2 separate regions of the Homo sapiens genome follow, and region 1 is linked to region 2. The links are chromatin contacts, found by Hi-C or POLR2A ChIA-PET in ENCODE. All regions are on one chromosome and are shown on one strand. Each heading gives the region's core, a stretch centred on a gene start or an enhancer-like site at or near the end of the contact. The rest is flanking DNA. Distances are from core to core; before and after follow the strand shown.

Region 1 (5,233 bases), core at 269-2,768, 42 kb after region 2:
GGGCTGGTCACCTGGCACCTTGAGTGCTCTGCTGCCGAAAAGTGATGAGAGATTCCGAGACATGTAAAAGAGTGAATCCATCCTGGCTAACACGGTGAGACCCCATCTCTACTAAAAATACAAAAAAATTAGTTGGGCATGGTAGCATGTGCCTATAGTCCTAGCTGCTCAGGAGGCTGAGGCAGGAGAATTGCTTGAACGCGGGAGGCAGAAGTTGCAGTGAGCTGAGATCGCACCACTGCACTCCAGCCTGGAGAGAGAGCAAGACTCTGTCTCAAAAACAAAAAACAAAAGAATGAGTCATGACTCACTGATGACTCTTTGAGGAATGGCACTCACAGAGCAGCACACTTCAGCCTACTACATCGTTCCAGCCTTGGTCACTTTTGAAAGGGAATTTCTAAAATGGTGGGAAACTGATTGTCAAAGCTGAGCTTTCCCTTAAGGATCATCCCCCGGCCCTCGGAAATACCCGCTGTATTTGTGTATAACACCCGTGGAGCTCCACCTTGGACTTACACAACTCAAGATCATCCCAAGTAGCAATGGCCAAATTGGGGGTCTTTTGAAATTTCTAAATTAATATATTTGCACACACAATGGGAAAATGCAGGTTTTAGAACCAGACAAATGAATAGAAAGCCTACTTTCTGATTGCCCTGAGTGAAATCTGGTAATAAGAGATTTGAAAGGATTTTTTAATGAGCTGTATGGTCAGAGTAGGCTTAATTAAAAGCTGATTTTCAAACTATAATTTTTTCCTGTCTTCCTTTTCTCTTTTGGATACTGTTTCTGGGAATTGTTTTTTAGTTGACAGAATCCGCTTTTCAAATATGTCTGGTCCCTCTGTTTGCTTCCTTTCTTGTTGGCATGATTTTTGCTGACGAAAATGTAAAACTTCATTGGCTTTTTATTTTATTTATTTATTTTGAGACAGAGTCTCGCCCTTGTCGCCCAGGCTGGAGGGCAGTGGCACGATCTTGGCTCACTGCAACCTCCACCTCCCGGGTTCCAGCGATTCTCCTGCCTCAGCCTCCCAAGTAGCTGGGATTACAGGTGCCCACCACCATGCCCAGTTAATTTTTGTATTTTTAGTAGAGACAGGGTTTCACCATGTTGGCCAGGCTGGTCTTGAACCCCTGACCTTAGGTGATTTGCCCGTCTTCGCCTCCCAACATTGGTCTTTTAGAAACCTTAAAATCTCCCCAAATTGGCTCCGCTCCTCTAGGACTTGTTTTTCCTTCCATTTCTGCTCCTCCTTCCTTTTGCCATGTTAGATACCACGTGAAGAAATCTAGAGGAGACTTCCAACAGCCCTGGGCCCTCTTGAGGAACACAGGAAAAGGCACCACAGCCCCTTTGTGAGGCCTTTTACTTTCCTTGTGGAGTCCCAAGAGTAGCGGGTATGCCCCTCTCAGGGCTGAAACTCTGCTCTCTTTTGCATTGAGTTACCCGATCTCTTTGGCTTTGTAGGCACCAGGGGTTCCATTGTACTGTGAGAGGGAAGGTGACCTTTGTGTGTGTGACGGCTGGTGAGTCAGATGTGAGAGCTGCAGCTTTGGAGGTGGCCGCAGCAGTTGCAATGAGTGTATTTATTTCAGGGATGACTCGTTTCTTTGTGTGTTTAGATAAGAAAAGTGTGGTTTGGATACTTGCACGTGGTGGGAACACCCACCACCGAGGGATAGGATTCCCATGGGGGCTGGGCTGATGGCAGAGGGGGCTGGTTGCTGTTGGATTGCCCAGCAGTCTCTGGCGAATGTCTTGTAGTGAGGCGCTCTAAGAAAGTGTTGCAGGGCCTGGTCCCATCACGTTTTCCTCATTTGCGGAAAATGGGATTCAATGTAAAAGTGGGATCCTTGATTTCTGAAGATCTAGATGCTCTGCCTTTCAGCTGGGCCTGCTTTTCACATCTGTAAGTATTAGGCCCTGGAAGCTACAAATGCTTTGTGGGCTCTGTTCATTAATGAGCTCTGCCCTGAGCTCAGTGGCCCAGTTGGAAAACAAAGACCAAATTAGAAGCTACCTATCTAAATAAAATTGGGCTCCTTGTCAATCCTGTGGTGAATTCCTATGGTTTTGTGTTACTGTGGGATTTCTTCTTAATCTTTCTCTGACAAAACCAAAACCCTTCTTGAAAATGTAAATTCTTTCTCTGTGTTTCAAGATGTTAATTTGCTACCCTGTTTTCTCCAAAACCAGTAAGGGCTTCAGCCATGTGGGACAGATAAACTTTAATTTGTTCCATTTACAGAGGCACAGTTTAATCCAAGTGTCCTTTTAAACTAGTGAGTTTTACTTGTCTCATGGCTAAAATTTTAAAGTCCAAGCTGTAAAATTTTTGTGCCTATCTCTGTTTTTATGTTTACATGTGTACATGTCTGTGCGTATGTTGTCTGTGTGGTACCAAATTGACTTATAAGTGCATGAGTACTCACAAATTGCGTGCCCAAATGCTTTCAAGTTTACATGACTTTAGCAATCTTTGGTAAATAAAGCTAGCTTAAAAATTGTTGGTAAAACAAAATAGAAATGTCTTCAGAATTTTAGACATTTTTTTTGACCAAGTCTACTGGCGAACAAATACATACTGTCTCTGCTAGATGTTTTAAGGTCATAAAACTGTTGCTTCTGTGATACTTTTGATGCTTGTGTGATTTTTCTGTAAGCTAAAGCTGTGAGGGCAGGTGGCTGGGCTTCCTTGGAGTCTTGTGCACATCTTACTGTGAGCTTACATCTTTGGTGTTGAGCCTTTAGATTCTGCGGTCTAGGAGGTGGCCGTGGTGAGAACTGAAGTCTCATGGATGTTCACAGTGTCTAGGCCACCAGCTGTGGGGCAGAGCCAAGCCCAACACATCTTGCTGGCTTCTGCCTCCCAGTCATGCTGGGAGGGATCAGGTCCTGCAGGCATTGTCTTCACAGCTCTGTCCTCTGTCCTGGGCTCTGTACCTGATACATAACAATTAAAATTACTTACTTTCTTGGTTTTTCACCAGAAATTACGGTTGCCAAGAGTTAAGATTGTAGTTTATATATATAATTAAAACTATTAGATGTAAGAAAAACAATTCTATAAGCAGAATGTATATGAAAAGTAGGAGGCCGGGCGCGGTGGCTCACACCTGTAATCCCAGCACTTCAGGAGGCCGAGGGGGGCGGATCACAAGGTCAGGAGACCGAAACCATCCTGGCCAACATGGTGAAACCCTGTCTCTACTAAAAGCACAAAAATTAGCTGGGTGTGGTGGTGGGTGCCTGTAATCCCAGCTACTTGGGAGGCTGAAACAGGAGAATGGCTTGAATCCAGGAGGCAGAGGTTGCAGTGAGCTGAGATCGCGCCACTGCACTCCAGCCTGGCGACAGGGCAAGACTCTGTCTCAAAAAAACAAACAAACAAAAAACAGAAAAGTAGGATATGGTTTTGGCAAGGAAAATTATAAGAAAGACAGAAAATGATAAGATAGACAGAGAATGTGTTACTTTGTTAAATAAAAGGTATTTTTGCCTAGTTATTTAAAGGTTGCTTTAAATGGAAGATTTATGGAAATCTTATTTTGTGGTCAAAGCTGATTAGATAAATCTGTTTATGAGGTTTATTAAAATTAGGTTTAATATTAGTAATACACTAATACAAAGGTTGAATTTGTTTTTTCTTTTGAGTAAGATTCTTTTATAGTATTAATAAGAGATAGTAAAAGATTTTTGTTCACCTTTCGAGTAAACTGAAAACAAAAAGACCAAATTTCTTTGCCAATTGCATCTTTAACCAGGGCCACGTTAAGTTCTATTTTTTCTGGGGGAGGTTCTTTTGAGCTTCACAGCAACCTGGGAACCCATTTCAGTGACAAATCCTTCATCCTACTTGTCATTTATGGCCTATTTTTCAGCATTTCTGTTGTGCATGACACCCTCAGTCTTCCAGACTGGTGGGATGCACAAACGAGATGATAAAAATCAGTTGGCATGGGAGGCCAAGATGAGCAGACCACCTAAGGTCAGGAGTTCAAGATCAGCCTGGCCAACATGGTGAAACCCCGTCTCTACTAAAAATACAAACTTAGCCGGGCCTGGTTATGCACGCCTGTAATCCTAGCTATTCAGGAGGCTGAGGCAGGAGAATCACTGGAACCTGGGAGGTGGAGTTTGCAGTGAGCTGAGATCGCGCCACTGCACTCCAGCCTGGGAGACAGACAGAGACTCTGTCAAAAAAAAAAAATTAGTTGGCAAGGCTTACAGGGACTTTTAACGTTACCTGGCCTAAGGCTCTTCTGTTGGTGTCACTTAACTTACGTGCTACCCCATTTGGAAAGCATCAGCTTTCTGTCTTTGGGATAAGAGCAGGAAGACCCACCCACCTAGATGAAGGAGTGGAACTAGCTCTCCTTAAAGGTGATATTCTTCATGATTGCCAAGGCCTTATAAAGCTTCTCACTAAAACTTCTAAATTAATTAAGGATTATTTTAACAGCGAGCTCCCCAGAGACGAAGTCATCAAAGATCATGGCTTCCAATTTTATTCCAATTTTATTTATTGGAAACGCCATGAAATAAAGAACTCCTTCTAACCATATTGGAAGGGACCGTATCAGATATTGTTAATCAATCCTTGTGCAGCTTAATGGCATTGACTCACAGGTTCACATTCCTCATTTTAAAAGGGCAGCGCTGCCTAAGTGGACATCTTCCATCACTGAGATCTCCAACTGAAGCTGGCCCACAGCCAGGTGCCTTGTGCTTCAGAGCAGGATGAGAAGTGGAAACTTGGTTAGAAAAAATCACTCAAAGGGCAAGATGGCTGCAATACATTGGAAAAACAGACCCCTTACAGCATTTGACTGAGTACCTTCAGGAAAAGGAACACTTGCAGGTCTGGATTTCAAATGATTTTGTTAATATTTGTTCTTAGTTGCGTATTTTTGATCCTTAAATTGATCATGCCTTGTATTTCTAGATGTCTAAAGGCAACAACAAAAACTAAAATCATTATGGCTGGATGCTTAGAAATGATCCAACACACCACTGTTCCTTTGTATGCAATAGCCTGACTGAGATCTCACTGCTCTGTCCCGTTGTGTTGCCAGTCAACTTGGCCTTGAGAACTCACTAAGTTCTTAAGCCATAGTACCTCTCCCGTTTCCCTCTGACATGGGATGAAATTACTTGGGAATGAGCCTCCTCAGTGACATGGGACAAACTTACATTTAAAATGTTGGTCATCAATGCTTTTTGTTTG
Region 2 (5,377 bases), core at 1,957-4,456:
CGCCAAATGATCCCTTAATCTAATAGCAATTGCTAACAGCCTGGCCCTGAGAAGTCCTCTCTGCATTTCAATTCCTGCATTATCCCCTTCTTGCTGGCTTAGTAGAGCCTCTATTCCTTGATGCTTTCTAAGGCAACTAATCACTCAAACGAGGCAGAATAAACCCATTTAGACCAAACATGAATTATTTGCAAGCCAAACCCAGCACTGATGTTGGTCTAAGGTATTTGGAGCGTTATTTACATTTGTAAGTGCAGGCATTTTGATGCTAAACCTCAGGTTAAGCTCTGGGAAGCCTGACTGGCCCTGCTAGCAGCATTCTACTGCCAGGAGCCCTGCGGCTGGGGCAGTCTAGCTGGGACCCTCTGCCTGTCTGTGGACAGTGGGTGCTCTGGGTCTGCGTGTTCCCCAAGGTGAGGCTGGCTCTCTTTGCTCTCGGTAATCCCACCATCCTGCAGGGACCCAGAGCACTCGGCCCTCAGAAAATGGGGCTGTCAGTGGGAGGGCGAATTTATCTTCTAGCTAGGGAAGCAAGAAGGATGCTGCTTTTCCTAAGGCTGTTTCAGGTGCCAGAAGAGGCCCACTCAAGATGCCTCAGGAGGGCTTTCAGCCTGTGGAATCTGCGGTTTTGAGAACCTGGGGCCTGGAGCAAAAGAATAGCAGGGCCCCTAGGCTGGGCCTGGGTGAGGAACAGTGCAGTACTGAGCCCACTTGTTTGGACCGAATGCCTGTTCCCCCCAGATGCTTAGGCTGAAGCCCCAGCCCCCAATATAACTGCATTAGGAGGTGTGGCCTTTGGGAGGTAACTGGGTTTAGATGAGGTCATGAGGGTGGGGCCTTCAGAATAGAATTAGTGCCCCTACAAGAAGAGACCAGGGAGCTTGCTCTCATTCTCTACCATGTAAGAAGGTGGCTACCTGCAGGCCAGGGAGAGGGCCTCCCAGAACTGGACCCTGCTGGCACCTGAGATCAGGCCTCCAGCCCCAGGAGTAGGAGAAATAAATCTCTGTTGTTGAAGCCACCCAGCCTGTGGCGTTTCGTTATGTCAGCCCTTGACTAATCCATATTCATTCTCATTCTCTCTCCCCTCTCTGTATGGGGTTTCTGCTCCTCTTTGCTGCTCGGCCTGCTCCCTTCTCCTCCTCTCTCCTCCTCCTCACTCACCTCTGCCTCCACACTCTGTCAAGAGAATGGCTCAAGAGAGCCGGCCTCAGTACTCCCTGGGGAAAGACCTGCTTCGCCCCCAGCTAGCAGGGGACTTTCTTCTAGGTCTCTCGGATTAAATCCTGAGAGGTGAGTCTGCTTATCTAGGCCGCCCCCTCCGCGGGCGCACCGATGCCTGGCACTGCCCGCCGGGGCGTGGGCGCGCCCACACCGTCCACCCTGCTCCTGCCCAGAGCGGGTCCTCTGCCGAAGGAATTTGCGCTGGCAGCTCCCGGAGGGTCTGGCCCGCACGCGGCAGGGCAATAAAGCCTGCAAACGTGTGGGAGCGGGGGTGATGGGGGTCCAGAGGACGGGGCTTTGCAGGGACGTGGAGGGACTACAGGCAGCTGCGACCGTCTGCCCTGCCATCGCTACCTGTGTATACGCACTCGCACTCCATGTAACCTTCACAGCCACCAGCAGGCCGCGGCCGGGCCGCCCTGCAGAGGAAGGAGCGGGTCCCAGTGCCCAGGGGCTTCCCGCGGTGGGGGGTTGGGCGGGGCGGGGGCTCCACTCTGGGGGCGTGGCTGACAGAAGGCCCCGCCCCCTCCCCGCCCGCGGGTGAAACCACCCCCGAGGCCCGGACGCACGCGGACCTGCGCTCAGGTTTCCCTGGGCTCTGTTGCCGTTCACTGTCCCGGGGAGCGCCCAGGTGAGCGATCCTCGCCGCGGAGCTCCCGGACCCAGCAGCCTGGGAGGCTGGGGTCCGCCTTCTTCCCAGGCCCGCTCGCCTCGGGTGCTGGCTGGAGGGCTGTGGCGCGGGATGGTAGGACTAGCGCTGAGCAGGTGGGATTAAGCTCTCCAATGAAACATGGCCCCACCACACTTTGGTTTGGAGGCAAACACCCAGTAGCGTTACAGACTGAAACACCATCAGCAGCAACACCTTGGCGTGACGTTATCAGATCTTTTCCCCCTAGACTGAGAATTGTACTAGAGAACAGACTTTTGGCCAGGTTTGAAGATTCTCTTGCAATGCGCCATCGCCCCTGACAGTCTTCAGCATAGAAAAATACATGACAACCGTGGCCATGGGTACTAGGCTTCGCTGCGCCCACCCTGGAGCCTGCCACCAGGGTTCCCACGACGGCTTCACTTCGTCCTGGCTGCGTGAGCAAGGCCCTTAATCTTCTGACACCGCAGTTCCTCGTCTGTGAAGTGGGTGTAATATCACCTGCCTCTAGAGGCATGCGAGGGAGCAGCAGTGCCTTGAAAGCATCAATGGCTCAGTTAGAAAAACACCGCCATAATAACTAGTGTCTACAAGCCAATCTGCACACGATGTAGCTCTGTTACACGATCTCCTTTGAGTCACAAATAGCTTGGAAGTTGTTATGACTCCCATTTTACAGATGGAGAAACAGGCTCAGAGAGATTAAGAGCCTGGGCTTTTAAGCGGTGAGATAGGAGTCAAGCCCCGGCTGTTTGATTCCAAATCTGCGGAGTCCTGAAAGACCTCAGGCTTCCGGGGCAGCTGGATTTAGGGTTGAGGGCTGGTGGCCTCTTCGAGCTGCAGTTTCCTCACATGTAAAATGGGGATGATGCTATGGGTCTGCAGAGGTGCAGGCAGCAGATGTCTGTAATGGAGGTCATTACCATTATTCCACACCCGCATCCGTTCAGCAGGCACAAGTGGACTTCGCTGCTTTTGCTTGTTGATGTCTGGGCTTAGCCTGTCTGTCTACAAAACGATAGCAGAGACCTTGAAGGCTGGGAGTGCGTCAACAAAAGACAAAGCACAGCCCACAGCCTATTATCTCAGCTTCAGATATCGACATTGGCAGACTTTTCTGTGCATGTGGAGGGGAAGCATTGAAACTCTTGCCAAGAGCCAAAACTGATTTGCCCACATGCAGTCCAGCTCTCTGATCTGTCCTTGGAGACAAAATAAGGAAACTACCTCTTTGATCCAAAGCTATTTTTATCGTCCTCTGAGCAGTGCTTATGGTGCGTTATGTGTTTCATGGGGAAAAAGGACTATCAGCAGGCCAAGATAACCATTACCCCGGCCCAGCCCTATAAATAGGCACTGTTTGTTTTCTCTGACAGCGCCAGAGGGGCCAGGTTTGGGTCACCTGCCGATAGCGGGTGAGAAATGGTGTCCCCATCCCTGGGCCCATTGGTGCTGACCAGATGGTGAAGGAGGCAAAGGTTGCTTTGAATGACTGTGCTCTGGGGTGAGCCAGGCCTGGTGGGTGCCCACTCTGCTCCATGGGCTCTGCTCCCTGGCCTCCCATTCCTGCTCGCCCTCCAGCTTTTTGTGTCTGTGTCGCCCACTCCTCCCACCATCAGTCTCCATCTGGATGCAGGCTTCTGGGCTTCCGTTCACGCAGAGTTTTGGGCAGCAGCTCCCCCAGCAGCCCTGCCTGCCACCTCTTCTGGGGAAGAGGGTTCAGATGGAAGGGGCCTGGAGGATGAGGATAAGCCACGAGGGAGAGGGAGGGGCTGATGGCTTAGGGAGGACTTCTACAGGGTGAGTACCCATTGTTCAAAATGCTTGGGACTAGAAGTGTTTCAGATTTCAGATTTTTTTCAGATTTTGGAATATTTGCATGTGCATAATGAGATATCTTGAGGATGGAACCCAGTCTAAGCACAAAATTTATTTATTTATTTTTTTGAGACGGAGTTTCGCTCTTGTTGCCCAGGCTGGAGTGCAATGGCACGATCTCGGCTCACTGAAACCTCCACCTCCCAGGTTCAAGCAATTCTCTTGCCTCAGCCTCCTGAGTAGCTGGGATTACAAGCATGCACCACCATGCCCAGCTCATTTTGTATTTTTAATAGAGACAGGGTTTCTCCACGTTGGTCAGGCTGGTCTTGAACTCCCAACCTCAGGTGATCCACCTGCCTTGGCCTCCCAAAGTGCTGGGATTACAGGCATGAGCCACCACGCCCGGCCTATTTATGTTTTATGTACACTTTATACACATAGACGGAAGGTAATTTTATATGATATTTTAAATAATTTTGTGCATAAAACAAAGTTTGTGTTAAGTACTTATATGTAGAATTTACCACTTGTGGCATCATGCTGCTGCTTAAAAACTTTCAGATTTTGGATTCTGAATTTTTGTATTAGGAATGTTCACTCTGTAGTAAGAACCCGAAGGTGAAAATCAGTGTCACAGGATAATGTTTAGGATATGATGCAAGCTTTTGCACCATTCCCCCAGAAGTGTGGCTGCTTTCCAGGTGCCCTGCCTCCAGTGCATAGAGGCAGAGGTGGCCTGGGACCAAGTGTGATGGTTAACGTTATGTGTCAGCTTGGCAGGGCCATAGGATGCCTGGACATCTGATCAGACATCATTCTGGGTGGGCTTGCCAGGGTGATTCCCGATGAGATTAGCGTTGGCATCAGTGCACTGAGTAAAGCAGATTTCCCTTCCAAATGGGGGTGGGCCTCATCTAATCAGTAGAAGACCTGAATGGAAGAGAGAGGCTGAGTAAAGGGGAGCTCCTCCTCTCTGACTGCCTTGAGCTGGCACATTGCTGCTTTCCTGCCTTTGGACTCAGATTGAGGTGTCAGTTCTTTCTGGGTCTTGAGCCTGATGGCATTTGAACTGGAACTGCAAGACTGGCTCTTCTGCATCTTCAGCTTGCCACTGGCAGAGCTCCATAATCACATTCCTTATAATCTCTCTCTCTTATACATATATGTCCTCATATATATATCCTATTGGTTCTTTTTCTCTGGTGAACCCTAGCTAATATATCAAGTATTACAGTTTGACTTTGATTCCAAAATATGCTCCTAAAATACCTAGCAGAGATATAGTCTTGAAAGCCTAGGTTTTTAATGGAGAGAGCCAGCCTTTTTGAAAGAGAAGGACTCAGCAGATAAGATTTGTAACATAGAGACAAATTGAGAAGCTTGCATGGTGCTGTAACAGCCACTTCCCCATCCTGAGGGGTCATGTTTCGGTGGGGGAAGATGGCCAGATGGATGTGGATAGAGCCTGGATAGGGGGGTCCTTGAGAAGGGCTGATGCCATGCCCCCTCCACTGTCTGGGCTTGGAGGGGTGTTGAGAGGATGCAGTGGAGTTGGGGGGATCAGTGGCTGAGCAAACAAGCGCTTGATCCTCCTTGAGGAGAAGGGGGGCAGCATCCTGAATTGAATGAATATTTACCCAGTTGTTCAAATCAAATTTGCATATGCCACAATGTTTTTCT

Evidence for each region. Hi-C counts contacts between places; a loop is a spot of excess contacts on that map. ChIA-PET counts read pairs that join two places held with the same protein, here RNA polymerase II (POLR2A).
Region 1: a loop to region 2 is called in a map of Calu3, with 2.5 times the contacts of the local background. The contact joins two enhancer-like sites. A Hi-C loop is called at or near these places in 1 of 168 maps with a recorded cell type or tissue (Calu3) and 1 of 37 single-sample maps with no recorded cell type. POLR2A ChIA-PET finds 5 or more read pairs at or near these places in 2 of 52 experiments (GM10248 and PC-9).

Annotation. Positions count from the first base shown.
Region 1 is chr2:128,535,798-128,541,030 of GRCh38, forward strand. All of the region lies in intron 1 of LOC105373611 (a long non-coding RNA gene), which reads left to right. Among named protein-coding and RNA genes, the nearest start is that of HS6ST1, 220 kb to the left of the region's middle. RefSeq lists enhancers at 707-1,503, 1,504-2,300. Within about 2 kb of position 1,519, at least 3 of the 41 ENCODE cell types and tissues checked have a DNase peak (open chromatin) inside an H3K27ac peak, as active enhancers do.
Region 2 is chr2:128,491,750-128,497,126 of GRCh38, forward strand. All of the region lies in intron 1 of LOC105373611 (a long non-coding RNA gene), which reads left to right. Among named protein-coding and RNA genes, the nearest start is that of HS6ST1, 180 kb to the left of the region's middle. RefSeq lists enhancers at 10-811, 626-920 and a silencer at 2,852-3,052. Within about 2 kb of position 3,207, at least 6 of the 41 ENCODE cell types and tissues checked have a DNase peak (open chromatin) inside an H3K27ac peak, as active enhancers do.